Linked DNA regions of Homo sapiens: all the other regions are linked to region 2. A link is a contact called in ENCODE Hi-C or POLR2A ChIA-PET data. All regions are on one chromosome and are shown on one strand. Each heading gives the region's core, a stretch centred on a gene start or an enhancer-like site at or near the end of the contact. The rest is flanking DNA. Distances are from core to core; before and after follow the strand shown. Region 1 overlaps CUEDC1 (CUE domain containing 1). Region 2 holds the start of DYNLL2 (dynein light chain LC8-type 2). Region 3 overlaps LOC105371841 (a long non-coding RNA gene). Region 4 overlaps MRPS23 (mitochondrial ribosomal protein S23). Region 5 overlaps CUEDC1 (CUE domain containing 1). Region 6 overlaps CUEDC1 (CUE domain containing 1).

Region 1 (2,908 bases), core at 134-2,633, 190 kb before region 2:
TTCTCCATCTTTGTTAATGGCAACTCTCCCTGGCTCCAGCCAAAACCTTTGGAGTCATCTTGGAGTGCTCTCATTCTCTTATACTCTATGTCCAATCTATGGCGAAGCCTGTCTTCCCCGTCTTCCAAATGATTTCTGAATCTGGCCACTCCTTACCACCTCCACAGCTACCATACCCTCCCTAGCTCCCTGCCTCCCACGTGTTGGCCTAGAGACCCCTCATCACAGGGGTCATGCCCTTCCTCTGCTCCATGCCTCCCAATGGCTCCCATGTCCCCAGAATACCCAGAGCTTTACCGTGGCCAACCCACATGGTCCTGCCCATGTCACCTCGCTGTCATATGTGCACGCACACATACAGACAGAGCCTAACTCTCTGTGGCCACCTGGATCCTTGCTAGTCCACCAACGAGCCAAGCACACTCCCACCCAGGGGCCTCTGAACTTACTTTTTCCACCAACTGCTACGTTCTGCTCCCACATATCTGCATGGCTCCCTTCCTTCTGGTCCCTACTCAACCATCACCTTGAGGGGGAACAGAGTGGCAAGTCCACCCCCCAACATCCCAGTGTTCCTAACCCTTTAGGCTTCCCTGTCTTCTTCATGAAACAGACCACCTTGAATATTATACATTTGTCACTGATATCTTCTCCACTAGAATGTAAGCTCCATGAAGGCAGGGGCTTTGCTATACTCACTGTGGTATCCCCAGTGCCCGAATCAGTGCCTGGCATGGTCAATAGACATTTATTAGGCGAATGAGTAAAGAAGGGAAGGAAAGATGGAGGAGTGCTGTAACTGTGGATTTCCCTCCCTTTCCTTCCTCCTCCGGCTCACAGCAATGATGGGAGGGGGCCTTTTCAGTTTCCAAAGCCCTCTCTCCCCTACACACTCATTTACTCCTCACAACAAACCTAGAAGATATATAAGGGAATGCGTTATTATCTCACTTCACAGACAAGGGGTCTGAGGCCAAGGCAGCCCAGTGACGTGGACACAAGGCTGATGGCAGGCTGCCCCTTTCCAAGCCAGTGCCAGCACCAGGGGGCAGGAGGCTAACCCCCTCCTAGATCTGACTTGACCTTCCATTCTGCCCCCCAGGAGGACCAGGGCCCAACCCTGAAAGGTGGGAGTTAGAACAGGAAGCCACAGGTCCCAATTGCCAGCACCTTCCTGTGTCCCACCCAGAGGCCACTCTTCTGGAAGGAGGGTAAGACTCCTCAGACCAGCTCTGTCTCTGTGCACCCCAGGCTCCCTCCTCTGAAAATCACCAAGGAGCAGACCCTACGTCCATCTGTGACTGCCGTGATGCCTGCCTGCAGAGGGATTTGCTTCTTGCCTAAGATCTGGCACAGCCCAGTGGCGCTGCCAAGCCAGGCCACTAGGTGGTGTCCCAGAGCTCAGGCCCTGGCAGCTCCCAGGGAAAGGGCCAGAGTGGCTTTTCTCTCAGAACCCAAGAATGTGCCCCACCCCCACCCTTGGCCTGATTAAAAGGGAGAAGAACCACCCAGTTGCCTCAGGGGTCTTAGCACCCAAGACCCGCAGAGTTGTCAAATCATTTAATCCTAGGCAGGAAATCTTTGGCACATGTGCCACCACCTTCTAGCCCTCATCCTTGGCAGACATCACTAATCCACCCAGGTATTACTGTCCTACAGAACACACACAACCTCAGAACCCTTTGCAACACCGCCTCTGTGCAAGCCACGACCAAGTGATTAGAACTGGCATGCAAGACAAGCCACTTGCCAGCGCTCTCATTTCCCGTATGAGGACACGCAGGCCAGGCTCACTCTGTCTCATTGGGAATCCAGGCTGCAAAAGCCAGTGGGGCCAGAATGAGGTCATATGACCCTGGGAGGCTTGTGTAACCATGGTTGAGTCCTGCGGAAACCTCAAGTGTGTAATGGCAGAGGCTGCTGGGCTGGGGCAGCTGCATTCTCGGCCAATTGTCACCTCAGAGCGGGTGGGGTGCAGGGAAATCTGCCTGAGCTTCTTGGCTTCAGAGCTGAAGAGGCCCCAAAAGGGGGTGAAAGGAAGGGAAGAGGAGAGCAAGAGACAGAGGCTCTCAGGGTATGTGTGTGTGTGTGTGTGTGTGTGTTTCAGGCAGCCCTGACAGAGACGCCTTGTCCTCCTGCCCCTGCAAAGGCTTGTTTTCTTCCCAAGCTATTAATGTCGCTGCAGCTTCAAAAGCCGGGTGACCTTTAAACGCTGAGCCTCCTGCTCCTGCCCAAGGCTCGGAAAAGGCTTAATGGAAACTCGACCCAAATGGCCACAGCTGCCGGGGCTGCAACAAAGCCAGCCTCATTCCCGAGGCCCCCAGAGCTGCTGGGCAGCCACACCTGTGCCCACCCCCAGGCAGCCAGGAAGGGCAAAGAGGACCCTCGGGCACAGCCATTGGAGAAAAGAGGCCACTGGACCTTAGGGGAGGAGGAGGAGGAGCAGGGGAGAGACAGACAATGCTGTCATGCGCTGCTGTGTGACCTTGGGTACTTCTCTGGACCACTCATCTCTTCTACATCTGTAAAACACGAGAATTTGGCAGGGCACAGTGGCTCACGCCTGTAATCCCAGCACTTTGGGAGGCCAAGGCAGGTGGATCACGAGATCAGGAGTTCAAGACCAGCCTGGCCAAAATGGTGAAACACCGTCTCTACTAAAAATACAAAAATTAGCCAGGCATGGTGGTGGGTGCCTGTAATTCCAGCTACTCGGGAGGCTGAGGCAGAGAATTGCTTGAACCTGGGAGGTGGAGGTTGCAGTGAGCCAAGATCGTACCACTGCACTCCAGCCTGGGTGACAGAGCAAGACTCCGTCTCAAAAACAAAACAAAACCAAACCATGAGGATTTGATAAAAGGACTCCTAAACCTCTTTGCCAGGAAGAAGCCCCACTGCCACCCAGAGA
Region 2 (3,072 bases), core at 219-2,718:
CAGAAAACCCTTAGTGTGAGGGGATACCCCAGGCCTTAACTGGTCTCTGAAATCCCCCAACTGAGGTTGTTAGAGGACAGAACTGTGGAAAGCAGTAACCAGAGGGAATGATTTTTCCAGGTTTCCCCTGACACATAACGAACACTAACTTTTGATGCTTCAAACCAGAGCAGGCCAGGGCCAGGGCAAGTCTGACTTCCTGACCATGGTTTGGAGAGGCGAAGGGGAAAAGATGGGAGTGGGAGCTATCCCCGGCAGCTTCTTAATCCCTACTGTATGGCCAAAATGCTTGGTTCCCAATAAAGGCTCGTCAGCCCTTGAGGTAGACACTTCTGTATAAAACAGACCAGAAAGAAAACCGCAGGCCTGAGGATCTTTCCTGGGAGTGGGATGGAGTGAGGGCAGGCAGGCTCCCAACGCGCACGTTCACACCCACTCTCCCAGAAGTAGTCTCTTGAGCCTCCAGAGGGGCTGCTTCCTGGGTGCACCTCTTTTCAGCTAGAAGCAAGTCAAGCCTGACCTGCGGGATCTGGCAGGGCTCTCTGTACTTGGATTCTCTCCTTTATAAAGTGAGGGGTGTGGATGGGTGGTTTTTGAAGGCTCCTCACAGCTCTGACAGGCACCACCTCTGGGGGCTTCTATTCACTCTCCTCCAACCTTGTCTACCTGGACAGGCAGGGACAGACGACAAGAAATCGCTCACTCTCACCCCCATCCCAGGACCCCAAGGCCATAAATGTGCAAGGACAGCAGAGGCCTGCGTACCAAAGACACATCCCCATCAATTTTGCTTCGGCTCTGTCTCCATTGCTCCTGTAGACAAATACCGGCTGGGGGCCCAGCTGGGAGTTTAGGTCCTTCAGCCTCAAAGAACAAAGGAGGAAGAAGGGACCTTCCCGGAAGGTGAGGGGAGGGAGTCCTGGGGCTCCTATGCCTCTCCCTCTCCATAGGGCTGGCTGTCCCTCTCTTTCTCACAGATACGGGAGGAGGGAGTGTCCTGTCTTTTCCTCTGAGGCTGGTGACTTCATCTCCTCCCCTCTCTAAGGTTGGGGTCTCTACCTCAGCCCCATCTGTTCCCTGGGTCTGAAATCTCCATCCCCCTCTCCCTTTTTTCTCCTTGGGACTGGGGGTCTCCACACCCTTCCCTCTCCTCCTCTCTCAGGACCATGTCTCTTTATTCCTTTTCAGGCCTGGCCTCTCCAGCCCCGGGGGGAGGGGTCCGCATTCCTCTCCTTTCTTAAGGCCACGGCTCCCTCCCCCACCCGCTCCAGCTCCTCCTCCCCACCCCCTCCCTCCGCCCCGAGGCATTGTGGGAGGAAACAAGATGTGGGGCGAGAGCGGCGCGGGGAGAAGCCCGCAGTGCGGGGCCGGGCGGGCTCAGCCAATGGGGAGCGCGGACGGCGGCGCGCGCGGCGGGGGGGCGGGGGCGGGGCACTATTTCAGCGGGGGCCGCGCGTCGGCCGCGCTCAGCGGCAGAGCGGAGCGGAGCTGTGAGGCGCCAGTGCGGAGCGGGCGGGCGGGCGGGCGGCGTGAGGCGGAGCGCGGGCGGCCGGCGAAACTCCAAGGGCGGACCGCGGCAGGGAGCGATCGGCCTCGGGCTGCGGGAGCCGGAGACCGCGGCGGCGGCGGCTGCTGCAGCTGCAGGAGGAGCCCAGGGAACACCGCCCCTGCCTGTGCTCTGCCTCGGGCCATCGCTCCTCCCCAGGGCCCAGTGCGGACTCGCCTCCGTGAAGGTGAGCGGTGGGTGGGGGCGTCCCCCGGGTGGCGGGCCTGTGTCCGTCGCGTGCGACTCTACACGACCCGGCCCTCGCCGCGGTGGCCCTGCGGCCTCCTTAGCCGGCCCCAAGGCCTGGAACAGGGCTGGCCCCGCAGCCCTTGGCGTTGACGGTCCGGGCAGCGCAGCGCGCCCCCGCCGCCCCTCCCTCTCGGCGCAGCCCGGGCTGCGCCACCCTTTGCCCCGGCCACCCTCGTGGCGCTGCTGGAGGCCCGGGCTGCGGAGCTGCCGCTGCCCCCGCCCCCGGGAGTCTCTCTGCGCTGCGTGGAGGCCCCTGATGTCAGGGGCCGGGGAAGAGGGGGTGGAGAGGGCTCGGGCGTGACGCGGCTCCTCCTGCCGCCACCGCCACCCTCTGGGGCGTCCTTCCTGCAGCGAGGACGCCCAGTCACTCCGGCGCTGTTCCAGGCCGGGTGGGGGAGGGCGGCCGACCGGCCGGGGCCTGCGGACCTGGCCGGCGGCGCGGGCGGGAGGTCGGGGGGAAGGAGGATGCTTCCTCGTTCCCCAGGTGCTGCCCTTCGGGACCGCAGCGCTCTGGAGGATGGGATAGTGGAGGGATACGGCCCACTTGGAGAGCCCGAAGAGGGAAGTAGAAGTGTGTGTGTATTGGCGGGTGGGGATGGTGGTCCGTGTCATTCGGAGATTTAGCCTTTTTTTTTGGTTGCAAAACCAGGAATAGAGGATGGGAGCTGTCCTGGGGTGCCCTTTGTGCTTTTCACAGGAGCCTTGGCTCGTGACTGAGGCTGCTGGCCTGGGGCCCTCTGGCCATCTTCCTCCTATCTGGAGGCCCAGGTCCCTTGCTTTTTCCCAAGGAGGGAGGGGCTAGGCTGGACACCTTCCTGTGCTTTGCTTACCGGCACCTTGGACAGGGGTGGTAGGGGTTGGGCTTCACCTCTCTCAGATGCCTGGGGGGCCATTGTAGTCGTAAGACCAATATTATGTAACCGCAGGCTCTTTCCTGGAGAGTAAGGTGGCTTTTAATTACTGTAACAAAGTTGCTCCTTTGGACTTTGGGAATGAGGCAGTGGAGCAGGTGAGCTTGCAGGCAAAATGGTGCCAATTTCATACTTTCACTTTGCTGTCTAACCAGGCCCCACCCCCACCCCTGGGTTTGTAAACAGTGCCCCCTTCTGAGTGGTAACCTGGAATAGGCCACCAGGTGACACTAGTTTTTCTTCACTTATACAGAGCCTTATAATGTAAGAACCTTTCTCCCTGTGCTGCTGTTGTACCTTTGCTCAGACCCATTTGAGTTTACCCCATTTATCTCATTTCAACCATTAGTATTTAAAATGAAGATG
Region 3 (2,704 bases), core at 146-2,645, 150 kb after region 2:
AGACAAATATAAATCATGATGAGGCAAAGCCAGGCTGACTAAAATCCCCTTGCTATACTTACTTGGCAAATATCACCAGGGTCAAAACACTGCCTTGTTATTTATGAGTCCTAGATCTATGCTTAAATCCATTTCTAGAGAATGTCATATTTCCTATATTTTTGCAGATTGGAATTACATTATGCTCTTAAAGTAGCCCAATTAATGATTTCTTGAACCCCAGCAACTTGTAGTGAAACAACATAATTATGTTAAAAGAGGGAACTTCCACATTAGGTTTCTTGGAGAATGTTTCAAAAGATAAAAATAGCAAGGAAATCTAGGGTTGTGTGACACATCGAAAACATCCCACAAACGGGAATCTTCCCAATTGAGTCTGTTAGGTCATGGTCTCTTGCTCTCATTGCAGCTGTGAGCAGGGAATTGCAGATCCCTAATCTGAGGCTGTAAAGTTTTATTGCTACAGATTTGATAAGTTCTAGGAGGGCAGAATCTCAGGCAGATTTGATCAATTTCTGTTTTTCTTACCCATTCATCATTTTCTCTTTTGACATGGCCACAAATGGGAGGGTTCATGAAGGTGGGCCAGCACCACGTTTTAGAACTTGGGGCTGGAGGGAGAGGCTGGACTTTTACCCCACTGCAGGGGTTAGAAGGGCCAGTTGAATTTGTAGGATGTGAAATCCAGTAAGGACCATGATTAAATTGCCAGCAGTGGCAGTGCCTCGGGCACTGGATCGAAATTCAGGGCAAAATTTCAGAGTTTAGACATGGAAAGCTAACAGTGGGGCCATCACCTCATGGGGGGCCAGGTACTGAAGTCAAAATGGGCCTCCTGAAATCTGTAGCAAGAAGGGAAAAGAGAAAACATGAGTTACTATAAGCAATGCAGGCCGGTTTTCAGCTGTCAGGCTAGGAAATTCTGCTAGGCTTTATTTCAGCAGACGGACATCATCAGCTATGCAGTATCCAGGTCCACAGGGACTTCAGAGAGGTGGGAGCAACTAGCCTAGGTTGCCGAGTTCAAGAGCAGAAACCCTGCCTGGGCCAGCTGTTGTCCTCAGGCTGAAGATGGACTCTTTCACATCCATGTGACCAAAAGAGGGCAAAACTAGAGTTGGCTCCTTGGGGACAGGGTGGTGCCATGGCCCCCATCATCTCCTTTTTTCTTCCCATCAGATAGCAAGCAGCTCATTGGAGAGCCACACAGTCACCAGGACAGAGAGAATGCCCAGCAGCAGAAGCCAAAAAAAGAAACTTTCCCTTTCTGTCTCCTCTGTCTGTGGCGTGCAACCCAGCTATGAGGACGTGGGGTTGAAGCCATTTCCTTTTTCAGTTTCAGCTTCTGACCCTCCTCAGGATTAGAAGTGGCGATTCAGAGGCTGGGAGGGTGAAAGCATGACTTCTCAAGAACCAGCTCGTGCTGAAGTCACTGCTCACCTTCCTGTCTCAGGGATGCTCCTGATGCTAATGACGTCGTGTGAATCATGCTCTACGTGTCTGCATGCCTGAGCCGAGCTTATCCTCATGGCACCCTGTGAGGCAGGCTGCTGCTCCTACTCCCACTCACCAGAAGAGGAAGCCGAGGCTCAGAGACTGAGTAACTCTTGAGGTTACACAGCCACCGAGCAGGGTCATTAGGGCCCTATGAGATTTCCTTCCGACTCCGCTCTGAACTCACTCTCGTAGGCCCAAGCTGGGCGCCTCCCCCAGGGAACACCGTAGTGGCCCGGAAAACAGAGAGCACAGGTTACATTTGGCTCACATTCTTGGTGTGTCCACTGTAGGTTGCTGTGAAGTAAATTTTAAATTTTTATATAAAAACAAACAGATAATTTCTTGAGTGGGACATAAAAGCATGAATTTGAAAGTTAAAATGTAAGATATTGACCTTTTACTTAATAATAATGTAACAATATTGCTTTATTAACTGTGACAAATGTACCATTGTAAAATAAGATAATCATAATGAAAACTGGGTGTGGAGTGTGCAGGAACTCTGTATTATCTTTGTAATAATATGGTAAATCTAAAATTGTTCTAAAATAAAAATTTTTCTCTTTAAAAAAGTAAGATATCAAATAAATTTTAGAATCTCAGTTTCCTTCAGGGGTACCTGGTCATGATTATCTTTTGTTAGAGGCATATCAGAGGCCATGTTGCTCGCTGAGTAGAAGGACATTCTACAGTGTACGCTTACAGCCTCTTGAAAAGCCTGTATTCATTAAGAGAAGAAAAAGAGGGTGGGACAGTGAAGATTCTTTCACTTCCTCTCCCCAGCCTCTGTCCCCTTCTTAGCACTGTGCGAAGAGTGAGAGGTAATAACCACTTCACCCTCCCCAGGTTTCCACCAGAGTGGAAGGGGTTCCATCACAGACAGACTATTTGAGCATTTCACCCCATTCCAGCCTCCACCACAATCCTACAAATTCAACTGGCCCTTCTAACCCCTGCAGTGGGGTAAAAGTCCAGCCTCTTCCAGAGACAGGAGAATCACTTGAACTCAGGAGGCAGAGGCTGCAGTGAACCAAGATAATTCCACTGCACTCCAGCCTGGGCGACAGAGCGAAACTCCGTCTCAAAAAAAAAATAAATAAATAAAAAATAATAAATAAATAAATAAATAAATAAATAAAGTGGGGGGTAATTCAGGGCAGGGCAGAACCAGAATGTGGGGAAGTCAAGGAAGCCACAGAGGCAAGAG
Region 4 (2,971 bases), core at 30-2,529, 250 kb before region 2:
CATGCCTATAATCCCAGCACTTTGGGAGGCCAAGGCGGGAGAGTCGCTTGAGGCCAGGAATTTGAGACCAGCCTGAGCGACATAGCATAGAGACCCTATCTCTACAAAAAAATTAAAAATAAAAAATTAGCTTGGCATAGTGGCATGCACCTGTAGCCCTAGCTACCTGGGAGGCTGAGGCAGGAGGACCACTTGAGCCCAGGAGGTTGAGACTGAAGTGAGCTATGATTGCACCACTGCACCCCAGCCTGAGTGACAGAGAGAGACTTTGTCCCTATTTTTAAAAAAAGGAAGCAGGAAAGAAGAAACAGAATGAGTGTCATTGAGTGTCATTTAAAATGTTGGTTTCTACACACACGCTTGCCCACAGGCATACACAATCCAAGAAGTTACTAAATAAATGCACATTTTCCAGTGAAACCTACCAGCATGGGATAAGTTCCAAAAGCGGATAGTTCCCAAGATGTTCTCTAGTTTCCTCCTTTGTTGTTGTTGTTGTAGTTGTTTTTTAATTTGATTCATTTACTTGGTGCTAGAAGTTTGGAAGGAGATAAAGGACAGAGTAACTACTGGGGGTGGGGGATAGAGAAAGCTGTGTTTAGACGAGTGGCTGGTGAAAGAGGACACAATACCGTTTCTTCTCAATGTTAATCTAGCGCATGTTAATTCCTCCCCACCCAGTGGGAATCGACAGTGGCTGAAAGCCTTCTAGGCACTGACAGCAAAGACGGAGTACTCGCCAAGAACTTTGTTCACGTTCTCATTCAGTCCTCACAGCAACTTAGTGAGGTAGACGTTGTTACCCTTGTTTTACAGATAAGGAAATTGAGGTTCAGACGGTTCACTAACTCCCCTAATGTCACCAGACAAAGCAACAGATCAGGGTTTCAAACCCAGGTCTGTTCTCCAAGGCCTGGGTTTTTTCCGCTGCTCTGCCTCCCTGCCTGCACTGTTCTCTCTCCCGCTGTCCTCCACAGCAAATTCGCAGATGTGTCATTGACTGGAGAAGGTTAGGAAACACTGCTCTGGGCAGAGTCTCCAGGGGCTCAGCGCAGTAAGCTCCTTCCTCTCCAGCTCCTATTATGGTGCAAACAGTGCCGCTTCCCCGGCAGGCCTTTGTCATTTGTCCCGTGGCCTGTCCCCTCCCATCTCTACCCCATCCCAGTAGCACCCCAGGACCTCAGCTTCCTAAATTTCAGCCACAACATTATTTTTACAAGGACACTCTTCAACCTTGAAAGGCAAGGTACCCCGAGGCAAGGAAACGAAATGACTGTAGTTGAACAGCATGAGAGTCCAGCGCCATCTAGTGGTGCTGAAACCGACAAGTCCCTGGCGGTGACATTTTCAAATAATCAATATCTCATTATTAACCATAATCACAACCTGATGTTTACTTTTGGAGAAATGTTCAGCAGCAAGGGATGCACATGCACTTTTCTGCATGTTTCAGAGGCCTGCGATCCTAAATGCCACAATGACTATTAAACAGTGTCCTGCCCATGAGCAAACAGGAGAGATTGATTGTATATCTTTTTCATCTAAGCTGCTCACCAAAAACAAAGCTCAGTTGAAGCCAGTGACCTTTCACTAACTGCTGGAAGGAAAATGCTTGATAAATAATAAATAGACCACTACTGGATCTTGCTTAGAACTATCTTTTAATTAAAAGAACTGAGGAGCTAGAAGGTCCGGTGACTGACATTTATTTCAGTTGCAGTCCAGGAAAAGCATTCATTGAGGGTAAAATGATACTTGAAATGTATTTTCGTTGTCAGCTAGTATTCCCCAAAAACCCTGTCTGTAATCTGCATGGATGGAGGGTGGTGGTGGTGGCTGGCAGTAGCAACATTTTGTAGGGAACATAACACTTAACTTCCTGCCTTCTCTGCCTTCCCCTAGCAACCTTTTCTTTTTCGTGCTGCAGCAATAAACACTTGTCTGGTTCAGCATCACCACAGAAACTGCTTCAGTGCCGGGCTCATCCAATCAGAGACCCGCCTGCCACATTGAGCGCTACCCTAGGAGTGACAGGAAAGCCATTTCCCGTCTTTTCCACAGGAGGGCAGGTGCCCTTCCTCTGCCAGCCAAGGTGACCTCGACCAAGTTGCTCACTGAACCTGCTCAGCCATCCCTCATCTCACCCAGCACGGTCAAAGGCTCAGAACGCATGACTAACTTAGCCCGAGTCAGGCTCCCACCTTTTGGCTATTCTAGAATTGAGCTCAGAACATAGAGACCAGGAAGTCTCAGCCTTCCCCATCCCCTCCTCCACTCACCTTTGCTTGCTCCTAGCTCCAGTCTTCTGGCTGAGGCCGTGCCAGCTTGCGTTGACTACCAGCACCACATCATGTTCTCTGCCCTAACTCCCATGTACTCAGGAAAACTGCCAGCCCATTCTGAGTCAGGCTTGGTCACAAATGAAAGCTGAGGATGGATGAGGCCCAACTCCGGGTGCCACGTCTGGATTCCCCGGAGCAGAGGCAGGCACCAGTGCCAGCCTCAGAGAAAATCTTACTGTCCCACTTGAGTGACTTTGTTTAAAAAAAGAAATCTGCTGAAGGTTTTTAAGTGGCACGCCATCATTTATTTACAGAGAAAGGTATCACTTTAACAAAATCAGGAGTCCTTCGGGGGCAGATTATTCTGTAATACCACTTTCATTATCAGAGAACTCTCGATACAAAGTGTTCTACAAAACTACAAGAAGAATCAGGCTAGCCTTTTAAGGACATCATCAAAAATCAGGCCTACCCAATAAAGGCAGAGGCAGAGCTCTATAAAATTTGGTGAATCCAGGACCACTTAAACAAGTCAGACATATAGATGATGGAAGACATGGGACGTGAATTTCTTTTGCTGGCTTTCTCATTCCTCCTATTCTATCACTTAAAGCATTTACCTGCCAGCCCCCAACATCCCAGATCTCTCCCCACTACCCTTGGAGAGCTCATTTCTTCTCCTGGCTCCA
Region 5 (3,004 bases), core at 271-2,770, 140 kb before region 2:
CCATCCCTGCTCCATGGCCTTCCAACAAACAGCTCGCCTGCCTCCACCAAGACTTTTAAATTCTCCCTCACAGCGTTATAATCCTTCCCATGCCCCTTTAGGGCAGTACAATCTCCATGATTCCTAATGAGAGAGCTGGCAGCACCATACCAGAGCACACATATGCAATACCTGATAGTTCTCAGTGTTCTTACAGACATTACCCAGCCAGCTCAGCAACCCTGAACCAGCTAAACATGGACAACAGCTTTTTATTTTATTTTTAAATTTTATTTATTTATTATTTATTTATTTATTTATTTTTAAGACAGAGTTTTGCTCTTGTTGCACAGGCTGGAGTGCAGTGGCGCTATCTCAGCTCAGCGCAACCTCTGCCTCCCGGGTTCGAGCGATTCTCCTGCCTCAGCCTCCTGAGTAGCTGGGATTACAGGCATGTGCCACCACGCCCGGCTAATTTTATATTTTTGGTAGAGATGGGGTTTTTCCATGTTGGTCAGGCTGGTCTCGAACTTCTGACCTCAGGTGATCTGCCTGCCTCAGCCTCCAAAATGCTGGGATTACAGGCACGAGCCACCGTGCCCAGCCTTTTTTTTTTTTTTTTTTTTTTTTTGAAAAGGAGTCTCACTCTGTCACCCAAGCAGGAGTGCAATGGCATGATCCTGGCTCACTGCAACCTCCACCTTCTGGGTTCAAGCGATTCTCCTGCCTCAGCCTCCAGAGTAGCTGGGACTACAGGAGTGTGACACCATGCCTGGCTAATTTTTGTATTTTAGTAGAGACGGGCTTTCACCTTGTTGGCCAGGCTGATCTTGAACTCCTGACCTCAAGTGATCTGCCTGCCTTGGCCCCCCAAAGTGCTGGGATTGCAGGCATGAGCCACCATGCCCGGTCTAGCTTTTTATTTTTTTGAGACGAGATCTCAGTCTGGGTGAAGACTGGAGTGCAGTGGAACAATCCCGGCTCACCGCAGCCTTGAACTCCTGGGCTCAGGTGATCCTCCCACCTCAGCCTCCCAAGTAGCTGGGACTACAGGCACACATCACCACGCCCAGCTAATTTTTCAAATTATGTGTAGAGATGTGGGTGGGGGGAGAGGGTCTCACTATGTTGCCCAGGCTGGTCTCGAACTCCTGACCTCAAGTGATCCTCCCACCTTGGCCCCCCAGAGTGCTGACATTACAGGCGTGAACCATTTCGCCTGACCTGAACAGCTTCTGGACGTGTCTGGCCAGCTCATATCCCTCCTGTGAGGACCGCCTCTACTCCCATTCACAGGGGAAAGCTCCTACCCCCTGGTGCTGCGTGATCATGCCCTCCTGGCCCCAGCTGACTGGCCCAGTGGTAGACAGCTGATCCACACAAGCCCATCAGACTCTCTCCTCAGGAGTTCACATCAAGGCTCAGACACCATTCAGTAACTAAGGGTTACTGGAAAGTGGACGGGTGTATTTGGGAGCTGAGGGGCCATACCACCTGGTGCACATCCACAGCAGCAGCGGCGTCCTGCAGGTGCACCATGCAGACTCACTGAGAACAGCTGCGTCAGCCACCCCCACCACACCCCCACACACCCCCGGCACTTGGGAGACCAGGCACTTCCTCCTTTGAGTCTTCAATTCCCCTATGGCTTCAAATAGCTCGAGCTGGTTTCTGTTACTTGCCTTCAGTAGAGTCTGAACTGAGAGACAAGCTGGCATCACTATCCTCCCTGTACAGATGAGGAAAGAGGCTCTAGAGGTGACTAAATCAACATCATATAGTCAACATGTAATAAAGGAGCCGTTAAAAACCCTGCCATGTGACTCTTCTTCAGTGCCATCCCATGCCTCCTTCCCTGGATTAAAGGAAGTGGCAGGTATTCCATTTCTGTCAGTGTTTAAAAAAAAAAAAAAAAATGGTGGCACAGTAAGCGATTCAGCCAGAGGCACTCCAATGGACTGAAGCTGGAAACAAGAAATTCAAAATCCTCTCCTTTAGATCGGCAAAGACAGCTCTTCTCTCCTCTACATTTGCCAGCCTTCCTTGCAGTGAGGTCGGCCCCATGTGACCAGCTCTGGACAATGTGAATGGAAGTAACAGGTGTCAGTTTCCTCCATCTCTCTCCTCCCCTCCCGCAGTAACCTTGAAGGCCCTATATTCCAGATGATGTGGCTACAGATGGAGGTGCACTGCCTGACCTACAAGACTTTCCACGAGCAAAAAATAAACCTAGATGGTGTCAAGCCCCTGGGATGTCAGGATTTGATTATTCCTGCAGCATAATCCAGCCTCTCCTGACTAAAGCACAGGAATTTTTCAGCCTGGGCCCTTCAGCAGGATGCTGCATTCATTTGTTTAACATTCATCTGTTTAACAAATATTTCTGGAGCAACAGTGCCAGGTGCTGTCATGGGTATAATCAAGGGCACAGTAGTTTTTAAAAAAATACAATAACTACCCTTAGGAAGCACCCTATCTGGTGACTCATAAGCCCCACTTGGGACTAAAAGAAACAGTTCTACAGGTGCAAAGCAGAACTCCCACGCAGCCCCTGGCTAACCTGAGCCCCAGAGAAGCTAAGCTGCCAGGAGGCAAAGACAGCTTGTCCTAGTGACTCCAGGAGGGTGGCAGCCAAGAGTGAGTTCACACCAGGCTTTCACACCCAAGGCTCTACCAACTCTACTCCTGCCAGCCGTGTGGCTGTAGACAAGTGCTTCCCTTGCTCTGGGCGCAGACACATGGGAGAAGGCATCAAGGAGGAGTCATCAAGAGAGCAGGTGGCTGATGGAAAACAGAAGCCGCAAAAGACACCACTCATCTTCCCCACCCTCCTCTGCAGCCGAAATGTCTCCTCTGGGAATCATCTCCCTGTTTCATTTTAACTGGAAAAGTCCCCCATGACTGAGCTTTTCTCCCCCTATCCCACATAGCAGAGGACTGAGCAGAGAAGTCATTATTCTGTCAGGAACTGGTGTCTGGGTATAGTCTCCTTTCTTTATGCCAAAAGCTAGATAAAAGTTAGGTA
Region 6 (2,975 bases), core at 405-2,904, 210 kb before region 2:
TCCTAATGGAACCTGGTTGCGAGCCAAAATCCAACGGACAGGTCAGAGCCATTGCTGCAGGGGACACAGCAGTAGCCTAAAAACTATTTTTCCCCCACGCCACAGACCACCTCATACCTTCATCTACAACCTGAACAGTCCTGAAAACAAATCTGCAGACTGTGGAACAGCCTATACGTCAATTCCCAAACTCAACCCTCTCCCTGCACCAGCAGCCTCAGGGTGGACCTGCCCCGCTGTGGGGCACCTTGGGGCATGCCAACATCTAGCAAGAAGCAGCCTCTGGCCCTTTCCCAAGGGAGGAAGGGGGGTGCTCTGGCCCTCCACCATTGGCCACCCCATGCCCGCCTCTCTCCAGCCTGAGGTGACTGCTGCAGCAGACAGCCTCCTTAGGCTGTCACCTTCCCTGGATAGAACAGGAAACCTCCAGGCCCAGGCAGGAAGTGAGGCTTTCAGTTCAGCATTCCTGCCCTACGAACCCAGGGCAACAGAAATAGCTCAGCCTGGGTTTAAACATCAGGAAGTAAAACTGGCTGGCACAAATTGTGTGGGCAAAGAGAGATGCTGGACAAGCAGGTGGGAGTGGAAGGCGGGGGCGGCCCCTGTTACCTGTATGCTGTCCAGCTGCTGGGGCAGGATGCGGAGAAAGTCATCCGGAAGGTTGCCCAGCAGTGGTGGGTTCCAGTTCCGATAGCGTCTCTGGCTTGTAGGGGCTCCAGAGCCCAGCGCGTCGATACTAGGGGATGGCAGGTGACAGGGAAGAGGAAGTCATTAAGCCCAACCCCAGGTCTCCTGGCCCCATCACACCAGGTCCTCAGGCAGGTCGGATCCTGCTCAGAGATTCCCATGGCCTCCACTGCCTCCAGAACAAAGGCCCGTCACTCTGTCTCATCACTGGAGATGTCTCCACCAGCCTCAGCGAACTCCCCAGCCATTCATGCTCTCCAGTCACTCAGTGCCCTTCCAGGTCTCTGGACCTACAGAGCTGTCTGTCCACGGTGCACATGTGGAACTCTGTGGATTTAGCCATAGATGTTTACAAATGTCCCCTAAAGACAGCAGGGATCGCATCCTTTCATGCTTCTATCCTAGCACCTACACAGTGCCAGGCTCATGGTGCTGAGTGACAGGTATGGTCCAAAGGAACAGACACATAAGCCACCAACAGCACAGCCTGCTGCATGCTGGTTTGCTGAGGAAGGGGCATATGGGGACGCCAGGATCCCTACAGAGGGTAAAGCAGATCTGAGCTCCAGTTCTGGCTCAACCACCAGCCGGCAGGGTAGTCTTAGGTGGGCCCCTGTTCCCTCTAGGGCTCGGTTTCCTTATCTAGAAACTGCTGCCTCCCTGCCCAGGTGCTGGGGAGCCCCTCAGGAGGCCGTGTCCTGAGCAATGTTCTGAAAACGTGCGTGGAGATGTGAGTGTGGAAGGGATCTCGCTCTCAGGGTGCTCTGGGGCCGCTCTTTCCAGGCCCGTTGTGTGTGTGGCAGGAGCTCTGTGCCATGGCAGAGCCAACAGCTGGGCAAGGCAGTAGAGGAAGAGGGGGTGGCACACACCCTCCCTGACCCCCAGGCTCCCGCCCTACCGCCCTGGGCCTGAGGGCAGCTCGGAGCCCGGCCAGGAGGTCCCCACAGCTCCATGGCAGCCTGCAGCGTGGCAACCGCAGGACACGTGTTCCGCTGAATCAGGAAAACGGCACACTGAGAAGGCAGCCGAGGGCCGGGCGGTGGGGGCTGCTCTAGCTCTCGGGCCTGGCTTTGATTTGGTCTTCAGCTCTAGGAATCCCGCCCGCCCCCTCACTGGAGGGGAGCTTTTCCGGGCTGCCGCTGACTATGGAAATAACTTCCTTTCCTTTTCTATTTCGGGCGGGTGGCCGGCGGCGGGGGCGAGGGGAAGGGGCGGGGGCGGCAGCAGAAGGGATAACCAGCTGCTAAGTGCCTGGTGGGAGCTCAGCTCTTGCAGACTGGAGCCAAGGGAACCCCAGCACGCCTCGTCCACCCTCTCCCTGCACAGACACAGGGGGAGAGGGAATGGTCTGGAGAGCAGCTTGCATCACAACCCGGGACTCCCATTCCTAGGCCAAATTTTTTTCTACATCACTGCCACCTTCTGTCACTGTTGGAGGCTTCATTTTTCTCCAAAGGCCAGAGATGGGGAGAGAGGAAGCCTCATCTCTAAGGGACTCGCAGACCACCCCAGGCTACAGCAGGGAGGGACCCTCGCCAGGGGTATTACCAGTTCTTGAGGTCTCAGGGTCTTCATCTGGGACATGGGTGCCCACCCCCAATTTAACCACACCTCGGAGCCACCCAGGAAAGCAGTGGAGGGAGAACCTCAGAGGTGCACCTGGACCCCTCTAGCCATGAAGACTCCAAGTGGAGAAGGGCACAAGGTGGAGGAGGCCCCTGTTCTCAGCTGAGTTTCCTTGCTGCTAGGCCTGTGGTCCTGAAGGAAGGCCAGGCCCAGCCCCCTCCCGGCCCCTTGGCTGGCACTGGTAGAGATGAGGTCAGCCCACAGCTGCGTGAGCCAGGGCACAGGCAGCCCAGGCAACTCCATTGTGGTCGGAAAGGAATGTCAGAAATGAGCTGAGACGCAAATAAAAAAAAAAACTTCCAAGGCTGTAATTTTAACGGAAAAACAGCAGGCGGCCTGTGTGGAAGGGTCCCCGGGGTTTCAGAGACTGTCTTTCAGACAGATGGAGGGAAGGACAGACTGGGGGAGGGGAAGGAGGGAGAAGCTGGGGAGGATTTCCCAGCCCAGAGCCTCTGCCTCTGGACCCCAAAACTGCAACTTCAAGCCCCATCGGACCCCCAGGTTTACCCATGGAACATCAGACCTGATGGAAAGGGATTTCAGACTCAGGACTTCCAGGTAAAATTTTTGGTAAGAACTGGACATTGAGGTCCAGAGGGGGTTCAAGCCATGTCCCAGGACACACACATCATCCAGGCAAAACCTGGGCCCAGGGATTGTGA

The links. A loop is a pair of places that touch in the nucleus more often than their neighbours do. ChIA-PET counts read pairs that join two places held with the same protein, here RNA polymerase II (POLR2A). Pooled maps may share reads with other maps.
Region 1: a loop to region 2 is called in a map of naive thymus-derived CD4-positive, alpha-beta T cell, with 11 times the contacts of the local background. The contact joins the enhancer-like site here to the promoter of DYNLL2 in region 2. A Hi-C loop is called at or near these places in 2 of 168 maps with a recorded cell type or tissue (CD4-positive, alpha-beta memory T cell and naive thymus-derived CD4-positive, alpha-beta T cell), 4 of 37 single-sample maps with no recorded cell type and 11 of 50 pooled maps. POLR2A ChIA-PET finds 5 or more read pairs at or near these places in 10 of 52 experiments (A549, BJ, GM10248 and 5 more).
Region 3: a pooled map shows a loop between it and region 2 (4-fold over the local background). The contact joins the enhancer-like site here to the promoter of DYNLL2 in region 2. A Hi-C loop is called at or near these places in 5 of 50 pooled maps. POLR2A ChIA-PET finds 5 or more read pairs at or near these places in 3 of 52 experiments (BJ, activated CD4-positive, alpha-beta T cell and naive thymus-derived CD8-positive, alpha-beta T cell).
Region 4: a loop to region 2 is called in a pooled map, with 2.6 times the contacts of the local background. The contact joins the enhancer-like site here to the promoter of DYNLL2 in region 2. A Hi-C loop is called at or near these places in 1 of 168 maps with a recorded cell type or tissue (esophagus muscularis mucosa), 1 of 37 single-sample maps with no recorded cell type and 10 of 50 pooled maps. POLR2A ChIA-PET finds 5 or more read pairs at or near these places in 9 of 52 experiments (A549, A673, BJ and 6 more).
Region 5: a loop to region 2 is called in a pooled map, with 4 times the contacts of the local background. The contact joins the enhancer-like site here to the promoter of DYNLL2 in region 2. A Hi-C loop is called at or near these places in 6 of 50 pooled maps. POLR2A ChIA-PET finds 5 or more read pairs at or near these places in 13 of 52 experiments (A549, BJ, CD4-positive, alpha-beta T cell and 9 more).
Region 6: a pooled map shows a loop between it and region 2 (2.5-fold over the local background). The contact joins the enhancer-like site here to the promoter of DYNLL2 in region 2. A Hi-C loop is called at or near these places in 12 of 168 maps with a recorded cell type or tissue (GM12878, chondrocyte, dorsolateral prefrontal cortex and 7 more) and 9 of 50 pooled maps. POLR2A ChIA-PET finds 5 or more read pairs at or near these places in 18 of 52 experiments (A549, AG04450, BJ and 13 more).

Annotation. Positions count from the first base shown.
Region 1 is chr17:57,891,273-57,894,180 of GRCh38, forward strand. All of the region lies in intron 1 of CUEDC1 (CUE domain containing 1), which reads right to left. Among named protein-coding and RNA genes, the nearest start is that of CUEDC1-AS1, 19 kb to the right of the region's middle. RefSeq lists enhancers at 1,296-2,037, 1,698-1,747. Within about 2 kb of position 1,384, at least 35 of the 41 ENCODE cell types and tissues checked have a DNase peak (open chromatin) inside an H3K27ac peak, as active enhancers do; they include HCT116 and endothelial cell of umbilical vein, where a contact is called at or near this core.
Region 2 is chr17:58,081,951-58,085,022 of GRCh38, forward strand. It overlaps DYNLL2 (dynein light chain LC8-type 2), which reads left to right and starts at 1,469. Exons shown (of 3, transcript NM_080677.3): 1 at 1,469-1,733. It overlaps DYNLL2-DT (DYNLL2 divergent transcript), which reads right to left and starts at 1,254. Exons shown (of 3, transcript NR_110809.1): 1 at 766-1,254; 2 at 1-666. RefSeq lists an enhancer at 1,198-1,492 and silencers at 1,209-1,558, 1,569-1,628, 1,669-2,088, 2,129-2,258.
Region 3 is chr17:58,231,481-58,234,184 of GRCh38, forward strand. LOC105371841 (a long non-coding RNA gene) reads left to right here. Exons shown (of 2, transcript XR_934884.4): 2 at 1,180-2,099. Among named protein-coding and RNA genes, the nearest start is that of LPO, 5.8 kb to the right of the region's middle. Within about 2 kb of position 1,396, at least 4 of the 41 ENCODE cell types and tissues checked have a DNase peak (open chromatin) inside an H3K27ac peak, as active enhancers do.
Region 4 is chr17:57,832,217-57,835,187 of GRCh38, forward strand. It overlaps MRPS23 (mitochondrial ribosomal protein S23), which reads right to left. Exons shown (of 5, transcript NM_016070.4): 5 at 2,565-2,971. Among named protein-coding and RNA genes, the nearest start is that of MRPS23, 16 kb to the right of the region's middle. RefSeq lists enhancers at 536-1,047, 1,048-1,558, 1,727-2,227. Within about 2 kb of position 1,280, at least 24 of the 41 ENCODE cell types and tissues checked have a DNase peak (open chromatin) inside an H3K27ac peak, as active enhancers do; they include PC-3, where a contact is called at or near this core.
Region 5 is chr17:57,938,376-57,941,379 of GRCh38, forward strand. The region is part of intron 1 of CUEDC1 (CUE domain containing 1); the gene reads right to left. Among named protein-coding and RNA genes, the nearest start is that of CUEDC1, 16 kb to the right of the region's middle. RefSeq lists an enhancer at 2,917-2,976. Within about 2 kb of position 1,521, at least 18 of the 41 ENCODE cell types and tissues checked have a DNase peak (open chromatin) inside an H3K27ac peak, as active enhancers do; they include PC-3, where a contact is called at or near this core.
Region 6 is chr17:57,872,982-57,875,956 of GRCh38, forward strand. CUEDC1 (CUE domain containing 1) reads right to left here. Exons shown (of 11, transcript NM_001271875.2): 4 at 610-736. Among named protein-coding and RNA genes, the nearest start is that of MRPS23, 24 kb to the left of the region's middle. RefSeq lists enhancers at 783-1,423, 1,424-2,065, 2,707-2,975. Within about 2 kb of position 1,655, at least 32 of the 41 ENCODE cell types and tissues checked have a DNase peak (open chromatin) inside an H3K27ac peak, as active enhancers do; they include HCT116, dorsolateral prefrontal cortex, endothelial cell of umbilical vein and 4 more, where a contact is called at or near this core.